2 separate regions of the Homo sapiens genome follow, and region 1 is linked to region 2. The links are chromatin loops, found by intact Hi-C in ENCODE. Cell type or tissue: chondrocyte. All regions are shown on one strand. Each heading gives the region's core, and the rest is flanking DNA. Links, peaks and the distances in the headings are about the cores only.

Region 1 (5,358 bases), core at 233-5,232, 90 kb after region 2:
GTCTTGCTTTACTCCCCTTTTCCAACACGTAAGGACATCATGAGAAGATATCATTGATGGAACAGACCTTCACCAGGCATGGAACCAGTTGGCACTGTGATCTTGGGCTTCCCAGCCTCCAGAACTGTGAGAAAAATGATCTGAGACAGACCTTCCATCCTTCACAAACATTATCTCAAAACAGATCATGGACTCAAATGTAAAACACAAAACTATCGAATCCTAGAGGATAACATGGGAACATCAGGTGACACTGGGTTTGGTGATGACTTCTTTAGATACAAGGCCAACAGCACGACCCATGGAGAGAGAGAAAACAAAGCAGCAAACTCAGCTCATGGCCAAGTAAGGAAAGGGCAACCCGGTTACTCCAGGCCAAGGCTCCCAGGAGAAGGGAGCTGGACAGAGTTTCTGGGTCGTGGTCTGGCTTCAGCCTCCCTGACAGTCCCTTCTGGAAAAGCCAGTGGGCAAGGTCGTTAGAGACTCCTGGGAAACATGGGTCCCCACTCACACATCTGACACGGCTGGGCTGGGGACTGGGGATTGCACGCATCCAGTGGAAAAAATACAGTTGGCCTTCATATCCGTGGGTTTCACATCTGAGGATTCAACTGGCCATGGATGGAAAACACTTGAAAAATAAAAAATAGCAATACAACAATAAAGATAATACAAATTAAAAAACAAATCAGGCCGGGCACAGGGGCTCATGCCTGTAATCCCAGCACTTTGGGAGGCCGAGTTGGGCGGATCACGAGGTCAGGAGATCGAGACCATCCTGGCTAACACGGTGAAACCCTGTCTCTACTAAAAATACAAAAAATTAGCCGGGCATGGTGACAGGCACCTGTAGTCCCAGCTACTAGGGAGGCTGAGGTGGGAGAATGGTGTGAACCCGGGAGGCGGAGCTTGCAGTGAGCCGAGATCGCGCCACTGCACTCCAGCCTGGGCGACAGAGTGAGACTCCATCTCAAAAAAAAAAAAAAAAAAAAAAAAAAATCATTACACTATAACTGTTTATGTAACACTGACATTGCATCCGGTAATACAAGTAATCTAGAGAAGATTTAAAGCATTAGAGAGGATGAGCAAAGGTCCTATGCAAATAGTATGTCATTTTAGATCAGGGATTTGGGTGTCCATGGATTTTGGTATCCCCAGTAGGGGGAAGCCTGGAACCCATGCCCCGTGGACACCGAAGGACAACTGTAGTCAGAAGGGTGGGATCTTCTGTGTGTCCTGCTTCTAAGAGCACCATGGCCTTTTTGCAGCTCTCTATGGTGGGTCAGAGTGGAGCCCTTCTGTGGGGTGTCATGGCATCCTCAGTGGGTCCAAGCTCTGGGACGTGGAGGGAGAGCAGGGACCTACCTCATCAGCACAGAGTAAGATAGGACCCATCCAGATAGGAATCTGGGCCAGACTCACCTGGGTACCCATCTTCAGGTTAAAGAATGCTGGAGTGCCCCGGGGAGCATGGTGGTGCCGCCCTCACCCTGTCTCTATCTTGAGCGCAATCGCCCGCTCCAGCCTGACTGCTGTGCTGGGATGTCACTGCACTGTCCTCAAGCTGCACTGTCAAGCGCAGTAACTGCCCCATGATCAGCTGTCTCTCATGTCCTTCCTCCCGGACGCTCTCCCAGGGCTGTATATTTGTTAGGGTTTTCTGATTACAGGGAGAAGCTGACTCTAACTTTAGCAAGAAAATGGATTTATCTGGCATGATGCTGGGTAGATCACCAAACTGGTGGAATGTCTAATGGAGCGGGGTTTCGGACACACAGGCGAGACCGGTTCTTTTTTTGTTTTGTTGTTTTAGAGACTGAGTCTCACTCTGTGGCCCCGGCTGGAGTGCAGTGGTGCAACCACAGCTCCTTGTAACATTGAATTCCTGGGGCCAGCCATCCTCCCGCCTCAGCCTCCTGAGTAGCTGGGACTACAGGTGCGTGCCACCACGCCCGGCTAACTGAGACCTGTTTTGAGTGGGATCCAGAGCAAGAAAGGACCCTGCAGGAGGACTGGGCTGCGGGGCAAGCTGCTCTGCCACCAGCAGCGAGAGCCCGCCAACCTAACGGTGCTGGAGGGATCTGTCCATGGTAGGCCAGGATGCTGTGCGGAACCCTCAGGAAGCCTCAATGGAAGGATCCCAGCAGGGACCATAGAGGCTGTGGCAGGGCCACACCTTCGGTGGCAGAGCTACTCACTCACCACTGAAAAAAGCATAGCTGTGGCCATGCTACTGGGACCTAGGAGAGACTTACAGCCTGATCATGGGGCATCCAGGGCCTGTGTGACCCAAGCCACCCATTGTGAACTGAATATTGAGGTGGAGATGGCACATTGAGGCCCAGGCAGTCCAGACCCCCGGTCACCCGGCTCTTTCACACTGGTATGCCCCTTCAGCTCACACCTATGGCCTCATGGGAGGTGGTGATGGGGTGTCCCCATGACTGACTCAGACCCAGGTCCTCGACTGGTCATCTCATGTCACCACTAGGAAAAACACCTGCTGTCACACTGAGGCCCTTTGCAGGGTGGCCCTGAGAGACAGCAGTGAGGGGACATCCTCTAGGGGAGCAAGACACTAGGTTGTCTACTTTGTAGAGGGAGAAATGGCCTGAGATGAAGGTGTCCATGACCCCCGGGCAGTGGAAAATGGCTGGGCTGACTGGTCAGGGACCCGGGTGGAGGAAGATTGGAAGAAGAGACAGGTTTGGCGAAGAGGTACCTACGGGAGTGCTCAGGGAGAGTGTGGGGCCCCGTGCTCGTCTTCGCGCCCATGCCGCTGGGGAGCATGCAGTGTGGAGGGGGCGCGCCAGAAGCTAGCGAACAGAGGGGACCATCTGGTGGAGGTCAGCCAGCTTCTCCCCAGGATGCGATGGACCCACGATGCCAGTGGCCATGGTGGGAGGGCTGGAGGCTCTGTATAAGCCCAACGGCAAGGGCTTCCTCTTACCACGGCTCATCTAGACACTGCCGCTAGTGAATGTTCTTCCATCCACCAGCTGCAGAGACCGATGCTGAGCCCTCAATATGACGCCATTCCTCAAGACTAGCCAGCCATTGGGTGGCAGGTTGCAACCTGCACACCAGCCCTTGTCTCAAGTTCTGCTTTCTGGGAGAAGCCCTGGATAAGAAACTCGCCTCTCTTCTCCACATTCTGGGCAGGCCCGCCATTCTTGATTTCTCTTCTAACGAGGAGCCAGGGAGGAAAGGAAGGGCTCCGATTCAACAGCCCCGTGTGGCTGGGGGTTCCCTCACTTGCCCAAACCTGGAAATGAAGCATGTAGCAATTTCTCCAAGTGATCTCCTGCAGCCGGGGCAGCCTCTGGGAACGCAGACTTCCACCCGCTGCTGCTTTCCAGGCAAAGGCCTTCTCCCTCCAGGCTTGTCCAAGAAGACGGGGAGGTGGTGGGAGAGAAGAGGAAGAGATGGAAGGGCTGTGAAAGCGGGGACCGGGTGAGGGCTGGGGCTGAGGAACAGGTAGGCGGCGGGCCCAGGCTGGCCAGTGCTGTGTGCAGGCCCGGGTCCCAAGGCCTCCGAGGCCACTCTCCCCACGACCCACCCCCTCCCCACGCTTCGCTCATCCTTTTTTCTTTCTCTCTTTCTTTTCTTTCCTCCCTTTCTCTCTTTCTTTCTTGTTTTAAACAAAGGTGTCCGTTTCAAAGACAGCAGGGAATGGCTGAGTTGAAGGAGGGATGCAGTCATTTAAGGCGAAGCCCGAGGAAGGAGCAGAGGCGTGAGGGCTGCTGCGTCCAAGACCGGGGAGAGGGGCTGAAATCGCGGACTCTCTCTGGGGGACCCAGGAGACTGCTCCTCCTGGCAGGACCCCTCTCTCCCAGAGCGGCATCGCGCAGACAACGCGCCTGGTGCCCGCCCCTCAGGACCGGACGCCGGGTGTCGTGGGGTGCCTAGGACCCCCGCCCGCTTCCGTCGAGCGCCCGCCCCCGGCTTCCCGCGCCGGCTCCAGCGCCCCCGCCGCTCCCTCCCGCAGCCGGCCCCGCTCCCCTCCCCGCCCCTCCCGGCGCGCGTGCGCCCCGTGCCCGCGCCCCTCCCCCGCCGCCGTGGGCGCGCTCGCGTGCCCGTCGTCCCGGGCGGGAGCTGGAGACGGCCAGCGGCTGCTGGACGAAGAGCGGGCGCCGGGAGCTCCGAGAGCGCGGCCGGGCGAGGCGGGAGCGCGGGCGCTGGCCTGGCCGCGGGCGGGGGCCGCCGCCGCGCCGCTGCCCCCCTGTCGCGGGCCGGGCCGCGGCGCCGAGCGCGAGGGCCGGGCTCCCGGGGCTGGCGGCCATGGGCAGGAGCCGGAGGCGGCAGCGGCAGCGGCGGGCCCCGCGGGCGGGGAGGCGCGCGGCCCACGGCCCCTGACGGCCCCTGGCGGCCCGGCGCGCCCCCGCGCTCCCTGGGGGGCCGTAGCCTGGCAACGCCCGGCGCGCCCGCCCATCCCCCGCTGCCCTTTTTCTCCTGGCCGGGTGCGAGGGAGCATGCCCGCGCCTGGCCTCGGCCAGCGAAGAGTTAACCTGAGGGGCGAGCCGCTGCCCCCACCTCGGGGGCGTGCCCCCCTCCCCCGCTAGGCGGCCCGCCCCCCGCGCCAGGGTATGGCCCCTGGCCCCGGCCCGGGACCCGAGGTCCCGCGCCCGGGTCAGTGAAAGGCGTCTTCCCGTTCCCGCCCTCCGCCTCCTCTCGCCGGCCAGCAACATGGGATGTAATATGTGCGTGGTCCAGAAACCGGAGGAGCAGTACAAAGTGATGCTGCAGGTAGGGCCGCCGGCGCTGCGGCGGGGGCGCGGCCCTCCGCGGGGAGGAGCGGGCCAGTGGGGAGGCCCGGAGCGGCGGGCGTGGGAGAGCGGGAGGGCTCGAGGAGGACAAGGTAGGGAGCCGTCCGCACCCTCCCATCCTGGGGCTGTTGGGTGTTGGCGCTCCGTGGGAACCAGCCACGGGTGGGGTGGGAAGTTGGGGTTGGCCCGGGTGGGGCGCGCTTCCGTCCCGGGAGGCGCGGTGCGGCGGGCGCGGGATGGAGGTTGCATAGCAACGAGCGCAGTTCCCCGCACACGCTCTCCCCGCAGGACCCAGGGCGGGGGAGGGAGCCAGGCTCCCGCCGTGCGGGGGGCGCCGAATCTAGATCCCGGCGGGCCTGGAGCGTGGGAGTGCGTGGGCGTCCCCGGGCGCGGTCCAAGTCCGTCCGGGGGCTGGGTGCCCACCCCGACACCCACTCCCGCCTGGCCCTGCCCGAACGATGGGCTCCCGGGCCTTAGGCGTCTCGGGTGAGTGGGCGCCGCCGGGATCAGCGGGTTGGGCTCTCTGCGGGTGGCAGTGCCTGGCCGGGCTTTGCGGGGCGTGGACCAGCAGGGCCCCGCGGGGAGGGAA
Region 2 (5,358 bases), core at 68-5,067:
AATTTATACCAAAGTATGCTCCAGTCCTCCTTTGGAAAAGGCAGCCTGTGTCCAGAGCCAGCTTGAGGTGACTACACAGGGTGAGCCAGCTTTCCAAGCCTCGCCATCATCTTGCTCAGATGGAGGTAATGATCTCCATCCTGCTTCCCCAAAATGCCATGAAGCTGAAAGACTTGGAAAACTTCAGTCAGCAAATATGGGTCAGTGATTTCACACTGAAAAGTTGGGGTTTCGAGCACGACTGTCTAAGGGTTCCTCACTTGCTCTGGGTCTGCATCCCACACCCTGGAAAAGCTTCCTACCATTCTACAAAGTGGGGTCACTGTCTTGACACCCTAAATTCTCAAAGGTCAGCATAGCGGTGGTTTTGGAGACCATCTTTTCTTCTGTTTTGCTTGTCAGCAGAAGTGAGACCAAATGCCTTGCTCACAGGAAGTGCTGGTGGGGCCCGGGGCCCAGCTCTGTAATTCAGGCAGACATGGATTCCAGCTCTCCTTTTGCCAGATGTTTCCTATACATCTGTGCTGTCCCAGGCCCTGGGAGTATACTGCTGTACCAGAGAGAACCCCGACTCCAGCCCCTCCAGCCCTGGCTTTTTACCCAGAGTAAAAGCAATGATTCAATGAGGACTCCCCTGATTTCAAATGGCGTCAGTGGCCACCCCGCCCTCACATGGCTCACGGGTCTAGTGGGGGAGACATAGACTTTGCATTATGATAATAAGCACTACAAAGGGAAGGAAAGTGCACGGTGCCAAGAAGGGGTCGGAAGAGGGCCAGCCCTAGTTTAGGGGGAGGTCAGGACAGGGTGTGCTGACGAGTTTGTCTGAACTGAGATCCGAAAGCTCTGCCAGGAAAGCCACCAATGCAATCGACTTGCAATTCACAAGTTGCCTGCTCAACACCAGCCGGTGTGCATGCCCGGATCTGGACTAGGACATGGCTTCCAGTCAGCTTTTGCTGCCGGCAGTGATGAAGAAAGGCAGCGGTTCCCTCTGCTGGTTCCTTCTGCACTGTTCAGTTGTCATAAGTCCCCAGGGATTGTATTCCTCTGGGGGAAGCAGGGCAGGGCAGGCTCCAGAGGGCCAGTGAGGCGAGCAGTTGTCTAACACCTTTCTTGGAATGAAATGAAATTTACTTTTATCAAAAAATGTTAAACTGGGCCAGGCGTGGTGGCTCACGTCTGTAATCCCAGCACTTTGGGAGGCCGAGGCGGGCGGATCACCTGAGGTCAGGAGTTCAAGACCCAGTCTGGCCAACATGATGAAACCCTGTCTCTACTAAAAATACAAAAATTAGCTGGGTGTGGTGGTGCGCCCCTGTAGTCCCAGCTACTCGGGAGGCTGAGGCGGGAGAATCGCTTGAACCCGGGAGGCGGAGGTTGCAGTGAGCCGAGATCGCACCACTGTACTCCAGCCTGGGCAACATCCTCCGTCTCAAAACAAAAAATCAAAACAAAACGTTAAACTGATTCAGTGAGGACTCTCCTGATTTCAAATGGCATTAGCGCCCACCCCACCTGGCCTTGGAGCTGACGAGTTAACCACAGGAGGCCAGCCTCGGATAGGATGAAGACACTCTCCATCTGTCTCACTTGGCATCGTGGGCTCTGCCCTGCTCTGTCGGGAGGTCCCGTGCCCCAGGCTTCCACTTACCCAGCTTGATCTGCCGGTGGGAAGAGCTCTCCTGTTCAGTAATTCAATTGGAAGGGTCAGGCTCCTGGGTCCCTCACCTGGCTAGTCTGGTGGGGGCAGGGAGTGGAGGGACAGAGGGATGGGTGACGCATGCAGCCAGGGCTGGGGCACCTGGAGTCAAGGGGGCTGAGACTAGGAAGGGGACATTCTCCAATAGGAGATCAGGGGAGGAGGTAGGGATGCTGGGCAGGCGGAACCCACAGGGTCCCCATGCAACAGCCCCTGGGAAGTCACTGGCGGGACAGAAATCCAATGGGATTGAGCTCTTCTCAGCGGAGTCCTCCCTCGCTGCTGCTGGTCTGAATCCTGCCGTCTTTTGCCTGGACTAGCACAGTAGCTGCCACCTGGGCTCCACCTGGCAGTGTGAGGGGGCCCTGAAAACGAAGCTGGACCACATCACCCCACTACTGTGGCTCCTCTCTCACTCGGAGTCCAGCTGGGAGCTCTGCCCAGACCCCGGGCTCTGTGCCATCTGTCCCTACCGGTCTCTCGGACTCCCCCTACTGCCCACGTACAGCCAGCTCCAGCCTTCTGCTCCAACGATGCGGCTTGTTCTTGACCACCCTCCTTTAAAAAGAGGTCCTCCCTGTCCCCACCCACCCCTGGCTCTGATCTTGCTTTGTGGGTTCATCTTCTCCGCACCCATCACTCCTGGGCATTCTGATATGTGTTCGTGCCCCATTCCAATCCCAGCTCCAAGAGGGCAGACACTTGGTCAAACCTCTTTGCCTTTGTATTTAAAACGTGCCTGCCACAGAATGGGTGCATAATCAACATTCTGCTGAATGAAGACATCAATTCATGTCCCTCCCTGGGGATGTGGATGGAGATGAGTAGGTGGGCAGCCTGCTGGCCAGAAGCTGAGCTAGCATCTTATTTACTCGGGACGGGCACTCAGGAGATGGCAAAAGTGTCTTCCGCAGGTTGCTTAAACTTGCTGGACAGGCACTTCTTTGCTTCAGGCCTGTGTGGGGGAAGCAGCGTTGCCAAATCAAGCCAGTGATAGGGTGTCAAAAGGCCGGCAGTATGGGGCCCTGGGTGTGACTCTCTCTGCAGGGTGGGGGAATGCACAGGTGGGGCGGGGGGTGATTGGGAGTGGGAAGTGGGGTCAGAAGACGGGGGCTAGCTCCCTGCCCCATTCTTTCACTTACAAGGCCGGATCAGCTCTCCCTGGCTCCCAGCCCTCACTGTGGACTGTCCTTTCCCCTGGGGCCTGAGGGCAGGCTTCCCCAGCCACTGAGACTGCGAGATCGCTGCAGGCTTGCCCTGAGCAGCACTGTGATCTGTGTGTTGTGTATCCGTGTGTTTGCAAGGGAGGCTGCCACCTCCCGGAGCCTGGGTACCGGCGGGAAAGGAAGTCGCAGGGGAAACCATTCAGAGGCTTTCCAGGAACGAGGGAGAGACAGGAAGCCAAACTGAAAGGTGCCTGGCTGGCGCTGGGGCGGCTCTCCCCTCTCTCTGGGACACCCTTCCCCTTCCCCCTCAACCGGGTGGCTCTGGCCATCTGTTGGCCTCAGCGCAGAGGTCGGCTGGACAGCTGAGGCCAGATCTGCCTGCAGGGGCCTAGCTTCTTTCCTCCCCTCTTAGCTCTTGCCCTCAGCCTAGGCTGGGTCCGAAGGAGCCCTCAGAGCCGACGGGACTGGGGTCTGTGTGCCTCTGCCTCTCCCATCCCACGCTGGCCTGGCTGACCCAGGCAGGGCGTGCTGACCAGGCCTGAGCCATGGTTCCCCCCACAGAGATGCGCTGGCAGCTGAGCGAGCAGCTGCGCTGCCTGGAGCTGCAGGGCGAGCTGCGGCGGGAGTTGCTGCAGGAGCTGGCAGAGTTCATGCGGCGCCGCGCTGAGGTGGAGCTGGAATACTCCCGGGGCCTGGAAAAGCTGGCCGAGCGCTTCTCCAGCCGTGGAGGCCGCCTGGGGAGCAGCCGGGAGCACCAAAGCTTCCGGTAGGTGATGTGCTGGCAGGGGGGCCACGGCAGGGCCCAAGCTCCGCTCCCAGGTCTCAGTGCCCCTCTACCCCCAGGAAGGAGCCGTCCCTCCTGTCGCCCTTGCACTGCTGGGCGGTGCTGCTGCAGCACACGCGGCAGCAGAGCCGGGAGAGCGCGGCCCTGAGTGAGGTGCTGGCCGGGCCCCTGGCCCAGCGCCTGAGTCACATTGCAGAGGACGTGGGGCGCCTGGTCAAGAAGGTGAGGCTCTCATCCTGGGCCACGGGAAGTGTTCGAGGCTTTGGGATCAGGAGGCACTGTGGCTGGGAGGGCACTGGAGGCCAGGTGGGGAGCAGGCAGAGCGAACCTGTGTGCCCCCCCGATGGGGCTTGATCTGGGCAGAGCTTCCAGTGCCTGGCGGGGCCGCTCTGGGCAGTGCCGTGCTCACCCTTGCCTCTGCCTCTAGAGCAGGGATCTGGAGCAGCAGCTGCAGGATGAGCTCCTGGAGGTGGTCTCAGAGCTCCAGACGGTGAGGAAAGGGCTGGGGAGGGGCCTGCCCCAATGGTCCAGGGAGAAATGCCACTCACAGTGGGGGAGGAACACCGCCAGACCATCACATCACCCCAAGCCAGGCTCAGGGAGAAGCACGCACCTAGGGGCAAAGGCCTCTCTCCCTAGGCACAGGGCGTTAGGCTAAGTGCTCACATGGGATCGCCCAGCTCTGAGGTCCAAGTTCCAGAGGGGCAGGGGTAGAGGGCTGGGGGCTGGCCCAGCCGTGGCCTTCACCAGCACCACCTTGCTTTGGGTCTCCCTGCAGGCCAAGAAGACGTACCAGGCATATCACATGGAGAGCGTGAATGCCGAGGCCAAGCTCCGGGAGGCCGAGCGGCAGGAGGAGAAGCGGGCAGGCCGGAGTGTCCCCACCACCACCGCTGGTGCCACTGAGGCAGGGCCCCTCCGCAAGAGCTCCCTCAAGAAGGGAGGGAGGCTGGTGGAGAAGGTGGGCCTGGAGGGCACCTCAGACGCAGGCCTATGGGCCATGGGCCCTAACTAGGACCTGCTGTGCTGAGGGGGAAGTCAGGGCTGGGTGCAGGGGAGGGCAGGAGTGGCAGGACAGTGCCATCAGGTTCCAGGGATTCCATACGGAAGGCTCCCAGGGCCTGAGAGAGTGGGGAAAACAGTTGCCTGGCCCTGGACAGCCCCATGCAGCCTCTCCATGCTCCCAGCGGGGCCCCTGCAGCTCTGCTGTTCTGCCAGCCATTCCGTAAGGTTTCAGAGGGGGGCAAGAAGACACTTAGGGTGGGTGATGGGGTGACACGCACGGAGAAAGGGCCTTCGAGGTGAGCCCAGTACAGAGAGTGGGGAGGCTGGGAAATGCCTGGATGGAGCCGCCAGGCTGTGCGTGGCTGACAGTCATGGTCTCTGGGACTCTGGGAGCAGAGGAGGGAGTCGAGCATCTCAGGTGTTCTTAGGGGAAATGACAGAGTTTGGCTGTGTTGGGGGAAGGTCTCCCTGGCTGCTGTGGTTAGCGTGCCAGCTTTAGCCAGGTGCGGTGACTCACGCCTGTAATCCTAGCATTTTGGGAGGCTGAGGTGGGTGGATCACGAAGTCAGGAGTTCAAGATCAGTGTGGCCAACATGGTGAAACCCCATCTCTACTAAAAATACAAAAATTAGCCGGGCATGATGGCGGGTGCCTGTCATCCCAGCTACTTGGGAGGCTGAGGCGGGAGAATCACTTGAACA

The links. Peaks named below come from ENCODE experiments on the same cell type or tissue, not always from the same donor. Only the 100,000 strongest peaks of a DNase experiment are listed, where the experiment ranks them.
Region 1: it touches region 2 in a loop (2.7-fold over the local background); 2 of 110 quality-filtered maps call a loop at or near these places.

The regions. Positions count from the first base shown.
Region 1 is chrX:153,829,630-153,834,987 of GRCh38, reverse strand. PDZD4 (PDZ domain containing 4) reads left to right here and starts at 4,444. Exons shown (of 8, transcript NM_001303512.2): 1 at 4,444-4,749. The coding sequence starts at 4,690. RefSeq lists a silencer at 555-801. In chondrocyte, for the core only: no CTCF peak of the experiment used is centred there; no DNase peak of the experiment used is centred there.
Region 2 is chrX:153,919,881-153,925,238 of GRCh38, reverse strand. It overlaps ARHGAP4 (Rho GTPase activating protein 4), which reads left to right. Exons shown (of 22, transcript NM_001666.5): 2 at 3,430-3,634; 3 at 3,712-3,874; 4 at 4,080-4,142; 5 at 4,431-4,613. Among named protein-coding and RNA genes, the nearest start is that of ARHGAP4, 3.7 kb to the left of the region's middle. RefSeq lists enhancers at 679-808, 1,315-1,815, 3,796-4,298. In chondrocyte, for the core only: CTCF peaks have their summits at 1,004 (motif pointing left) and 2,220 (motif pointing left); DNase peaks (open chromatin) are centred at 2,122, 3,598, 3,949, 4,505 and 1 weaker place.